Linked DNA regions of Mus musculus: region 1 is linked to region 2. A link is a loop called in an ENCODE intact Hi-C map of the cell type or tissue named here. Cell type or tissue: gastrocnemius. All regions are shown on one strand. Links, peaks and the distances in the headings refer to the core of each region. The heading gives the core; the rest is flanking DNA. Region 1 has its middle 15 kb from the start of 6430628N08Rik. Region 2 has its middle 5.9 kb from the start of Gm38492.

Evidence for each region. A loop is a pair of places that touch in the nucleus more often than their neighbours do. Peaks named below come from ENCODE experiments on the same cell type or tissue, not always from the same donor. Only the 100,000 strongest peaks of a DNase experiment are listed, where the experiment ranks them.
Region 1: it touches region 2 in a loop (5-fold over the local background); 33 of 42 quality-filtered maps call a loop at or near these places.

Annotation. Positions count from the first base shown.
Region 1 is chr4:115,904,071-115,906,979 of GRCm38, forward strand. No RefSeq gene overlaps it. Among named protein-coding and RNA genes, the nearest start is that of 6430628N08Rik, 15 kb to the left of the region's middle. In gastrocnemius, for the core only: no CTCF peak of the experiment used is centred there; DNase peaks (open chromatin) are centred at 323 and 1,831.
Region 2 is chr4:115,975,417-115,978,325 of GRCm38, forward strand. No RefSeq gene overlaps it. Among named protein-coding and RNA genes, the nearest start is that of Gm38492, 5.9 kb to the left of the region's middle. In gastrocnemius, for the core only: no CTCF peak of the experiment used is centred there; no DNase peak of the experiment used is centred there.

The DNA.
Region 1 (2,909 bases), core at 297-2,796, 71 kb before region 2:
CATGAGATGACAATCCATATAAAGAAGGAGTCCAGGCCATCATGGAGACCCTAGAACCCACCATGTGCCCTTGCAGGCAGAAAAAAACCCTCATTTGGGAAGCTCCCTTTGGCTGGTCACTTCAAACAAGCGAGAAAAGAGTGAGGCTTGCCCAAATTAGCCTCAGGTTGGCAGGGGCTATAGTACATGAGCAGAAGTCCCCCAGGTCTGTTTCTGGGGTCTGATGTGTGCTAGGGATTACAGGCCCACAAAGGGACACTTCCCAGGGACAACTGATAGATTTACTTTCTGTCCTTCTCAGGGACTAGCATGGGAGCTCTGCCCTTGCAGGGCCACACCAGCCTCTGCCAGGCACACAGGACTTTGGGTTTACCTAGGGAGGTACTAAGGGTGAGGGTTGGGGCTGAGCCAGGCAAGAGCTGGGGCGGGGGAGGGGGCAGCTTGAGTCAAAAAACGCTGACGCTGAAGACAATGCGCTCTCCAAGGCTGAGGCAACTCATTTGGTCCCGGCCACGCTTTATTAAATTCTCATAAACCTGTCAGGGGGGACAGGCTCGCTTCAGTTTACCTCATTAGCCCGACACAATGACAGTGGGGGTGTGGGGAGGGGTGGCAAGGGGAGGCCAGTGCTCAGTGCTGAGAACCGAGCCAGCCGGGACGATAATTGAATTAAGTGGCTTTTGTTAATGGTTTTTAAGACTCCGAAGTGTAAATAACATTTAGGGGCTTTCTTTTAATGGGACTGGGGTTTTAGAGACCCAGGGAGCTTAAAGGAGGCCAAGTCTGGTCCCTGCCCTTCTCCCCCAAGCCAGGGGAGTGGCCCCTGGATATGTTGAAGTTAGCCTGGGAAAGGTGCAAGGGCATTCAGAGCCAAAGGTGAGACCACTTCCTGGTGGGCCTTTGAATGGAGACACAAAGAGGAGGTTATCAGCAAAGGAGACCATAAATGCAGGGGGCTGGATATGATGGCCTACTTAGTCCTGGAATGTCACTATTAGAAGAACTGGCCAGGGGTATCTCTGGGATGGTACTGACACATGGCCTGTGAGTGTTCATTGGCCTCAAGGGTCAATGGTCACTCCCAGTGAGACTCATTGGGAGTAGAGGATTCTGGCTTTATTGCCTGAGAGGTAGTGAGTTCCCCAGTGCAGGGGGTATGGGAAGACTGTGTGGCCTTGGGTTTCCAGCCTTTGAGTTAAGCAAGGGAGGAAACTGGACTTTAGACTTCTTGGAGGAGTGTGGACTGAACTGAGCTATAAGAGGCGCCGCACCTGCAGAGCCACTGAGGCAGAGCCATGGGTAAAGGGGTTTGCCACGAAGCCTGACACCCCTAGTTTGATCCCCAAAGTCTACATGATGGAAAGACTCTCACAAACTGTCCTTTAGCCTCCACGTGTGCACTGTGGCATGCATGCACGCACACCCACCCACATACACACTAAATAAATTAAAATGTAATAAAAGGAGGACCCCACATATGGGGTCGCCATTTTGCTGGCAGTAAAAGCAGTCAGAGGAAGTAGGGTGCCAGAGAACAGGGACGTGGACAGAAATTGTTCTAGAATCTATTCCCTGGTCTTCTTAGGCCTTCCCTACTCAGGAAGCTTCACACACACAGAGATACAGGGCCAGATCTAAGAGTTGGATAGGCTGAGAGCAAAGAAGGACTCTGGGCTAGGTCCCCAGGGACAGGAGGCAAGGTGGGGCAGAACTGGCCCTGAGCCAGCCTACAAAGGGTTAAGGCGCTAATCGCCCTGCATGCGACAAAGGGAAGTGGGTTTTCTGATCCAGAAAGGATCAGTCCATGGGATGCCCCATCAGGCCCTTCAGCGTGAAATTACACCCCAGCGGGGGGTGCTCCCCTCCCCCTACATACACTGCCCGAATGGGCCTGGCACAGGATTAAGGCCTGGAGTCATCAGCTTAATAGATCCTGCCTCCCTTCTTCATTCTTTCTGTCCCTGAAGCTTCCATCCTGCCTGCAGGCCTGGACCAGCCTCTCTCCCCACGGTCTGTTTACCTGGCTGTAGATCTGTCTGTTCATCTCTAACTGTGGGTTCGGTCATTCTGCTGGTCTCTTGAGCTAAACCCTGAACCCACGCACTGTTTTAATATCTTTATCGTCTGTGTTCCCTTTGAAACAAGGTCTCAGTACTTAGCCCAGGCTGAATTCATACTCAGTCTTCACGCCTCCATCTCCTGAGTCCGTATAACCTTCAACCCGCAACCCGAACGTATCTATTTGATTGCTCATCTGCTTGCTGTCGGAATCCTCTTCAGTACAAAAGCATATTAGTACCAGGGACTCCATCCTGCTTACCACTGACTTACCCGTGCATCTGGCCTGTGGAAGAATGATGGCCACTAACTATTAGCTCACTCCCATTACCTTGCAGGCCGATGTGTCATCTCTAAACACTAAAAAGTGATGGTTAGGACTGAAAAGAGAAAGCTAAAGCCTATGCTAGGATAATGCTATGTTCTCAGAAAGAAATGGGGACTGTAATGTGACCTCTGTCCTACTGAAACAGGTTAGAGAAGGGACAGACAGACTCATTTGTCCTCAAGTGCCATCCTTTGAGACTCCTTTGACCTGCTTTATCAAGTCACTACTGGAACTTTGCTACATATGCACCTCTAAGCCCCATTTATATCCACGTTTATACCCGGCTTGGGCAGAGATCTAGATAGAACAGTGAAGGAATTTGGGGGTGATCATTGTACAGAAGAAAAAAAGATTCAGCAAGACACTTGGAGACTAAGCCTGTCTGAGGCATGTGGAGATGGCTCTATCCAACCTGCAGCCAAGAACCAGAGGCCCAGAAAGAATCAGGACCTGCCCAAGGCCATATTGCAAAGTCAGGACAAGGCCAGACAGGAGCCAAGTTCACCAGGGACCTGGACATTGA
Region 2 (2,909 bases), core at 293-2,792:
CTTGAAGGACCTTTTGTGGGGACCACTCTCTTCAGCCTGGCCTCTCTAGCTCTCTCAGGGGCCCTTCCTCACCCTCTCTTTCTTTCCTCCTTGCTGGGTTGCTGAGAAAAGTCTTGCTCTTATCCCTCTCAGTCTAGCTCTCCTCGGAAGCAGCAGCGCCCTACCTCCCACCGACCCCTGCAAGCTGGCACCCTAGAGGAATGGGCATGAAGGGGAAGAGCTGTGTGAGGCCCACTGTACCAGAGGGCAGAGTGGCAACTGACACCACCTCCAGACTGCAGCTCCCAGGCCACACGCAGTGACCTCAGTTCTTGGAGGAGGGAAAAGGAACCAAGGAACCAACTGCTCCCTGAGGCCTTCCCCCTCCCTTTCTACTCAGTCTGGCTCTGCTCACCCACATTCTTTCATTCTCTCTCAATCTCTCTGTTCCTTCCTCTCCCTCCTTCCCTGCCTCTCTCTCTCCCTTAGTCATTTGCAGAGCGGAGATGGCCTAGCCCATCTGGGAGCGAGAGCGCTGCCCGGTGACGGAGGCGCAGGTAATAGCCGTGTGGAGGAGAGACGTGGAAATTTATGACATTGAAAATGACTGAGGGAGACTGTATGTGTGTGAGTGTGGGAGAGCAAGAGGGGGGAGGGGTGGGAAGGGAGGAGGGAGGGCATGTGCACATTGCCGCCTTACGTATGCTCAAGACCTGACTTTCTTCAAGGGAGGACAGCCTTGTTGGGGTTTAATGCCTGGCCATGCACAAAGTCAGACAGACACACAGGTGGTGGAACGGTGTGGGAAGGAGAAAGGAGAGGGGGAAGCAGCAACTGCTAGCACAGCTAACAACTGCAGGAGAGCCACCGGTTGGCAATGGCCTGCTTGTCCCTGCCGGTCCCCCGCCCACTTCAGGAGTTCTGGTCTGAGGAGGGACAATCCCCACGGGGTAGAAAAGCATGGGGCCTGGAGTCTGAACTAGAGCTTTTCTAAGGGGTGAGGCCAAGAAAGGGTCAGACACCACAGTGGGTTGGGGACAAAGTAGAAACTGAACCCAGGACTCCTTTCTCCCAGAATGGGTTCTGTGCCCACTAGGTATCATTGTGAGGAAGACAGTACAAATGGATCATGACAGTTAAAGGTATAGCCAAAATGACTTCCTTACATCCTCTTGTCAGGAGAGAATCTGTTTCTTGGGATACTAAGACCCCTAATTCCCTCTACCCCAGCCATCTCCAGACCACTCAAGATACTGTTACTAGGCATAGAAATAATTAGGCACCCTTCAGTGATCCTCTAAGGAGCACTGGGGAGCACCCGAGGCCCAGAACACTATACATTCTTTTCTCCTCCTCAACTCGGCCACTGCTTGGCTCACATACTGTTGATTCTCTTCCCTGCCACAGGAAGGTTTTTAAACCAAGATTCACTTAACAGGTAGTACCCAACTAGAAAGAAAAGGAGGTGACTCCTAATTCTACAGTGCCCTTTTCATTTCACTGGCCCTCCACCGAGTCTCGTCCCTCACCCCCCTTCCCACCTTCGTCCCTTCCAAGGCTTGTGAGGAGGCTGTCTACAGACTGGAAACACCAGAGTTAGGGACAGAAAGCCTTCCCCAAAGCACAGCTCTTCTAGGTGATCCGAGGCTCCTTGCTGAATGTCTCTGAGGGTGGTTTCCTTACTCTCTCCTAGAAACTGGGATTATAAATGCCTAGCCTTCAGGCCGTGAGGAGGGTCACATGGCATCCTTATATAAAGTGACCGGCACAGAGGAGGCTCAACAAATGACAGCTGGCATCGGATCCCTCCGATCACACTGTGTCTCCGCTTACAGCTAGGAGTAAGGCTGAGAGCTGTGGATGAGGCAAACAGGCAAAGCAGCGACAGCTTGTGAGGATGCTGTATGCTTAGAAGGAGGCAAAGCCAGAGCCATAGTAGAAGACTCAAGTTAACCCTAAAAGGGACTTCCCATCCTTAGATCCTAGAGAAAGCCACCTTTCAAGGTCACCTTCATCTCTCCTCAAGCCTGGTCCAGCCTGTCCTCATCCTAAAGGCAGTTCAGAAATAGCAGCAGCTGCCCTGCCTGATGAGCAGTGGGGGAGGTGAAGAGTTCACTGGGCTCAGGGGTTGTGGGCCGCAGGCCTCCCACCCAGCCCCAGTGCCCTGGCCTGGCCCATTGTGGCCGCATAAAAGGTGACGGATGGTTAATAGGGGAGATAACGGGATTCATAAGGGAAATTTATCGGTCACTCTGGTGGTATAAATATGTTTATAGCGGACCAAGGGGAAATGAAGAAGCCCCAATAAATCACCATGAAGCCACCAGCAACTAATAGGCAAGCGGCCTCAGGAACCCCAGCGTTGGTGCGTGCAGACACCCCCTCTGGCTGCCTGGTAATGGCATGGTGGGGCTACAAACTCGACAGAGACTCGACAGGCCCACGCGATAGCAGGAACAGGACTCCAGGGGCCACCTCTGCTGGACCAGAACTACCTTGCTTTCCTGTGACACCACCCCCACTACACTCCTCACCGAAGGGAATCTAGACTCAGCTGACTGGAAAGACTTAGTGGGCTTGTGGGTATATGGACTAGGGCCAGGAGACTCGGGGACATGGGCTAAAGTCTCTGTTGTCAGGCCAGTTTCAAAACTGGATGCTATCACTTGGTAATCCCAGCCTCTTTAGGAATGTCACCATTTGCAAATTGACTTGACGTAGAAATTTCCAGTTACTTTTAAGAGCCACAACCCATTGCTGGGTGCTTGGCACCTTGAAAGCCTGAGTGGCAGCTATTCTTGCTCCTGGGCAGGGCTGCCCTTGATGAGAAAGTGTGACAACTAGAGGATGTCCCCACACCTGTGCTCAATAAGAAACCTGAAGCTCTGAATTTAGAGGCCTGGTCACAGGCACACCCTAGAAAAGAAAGG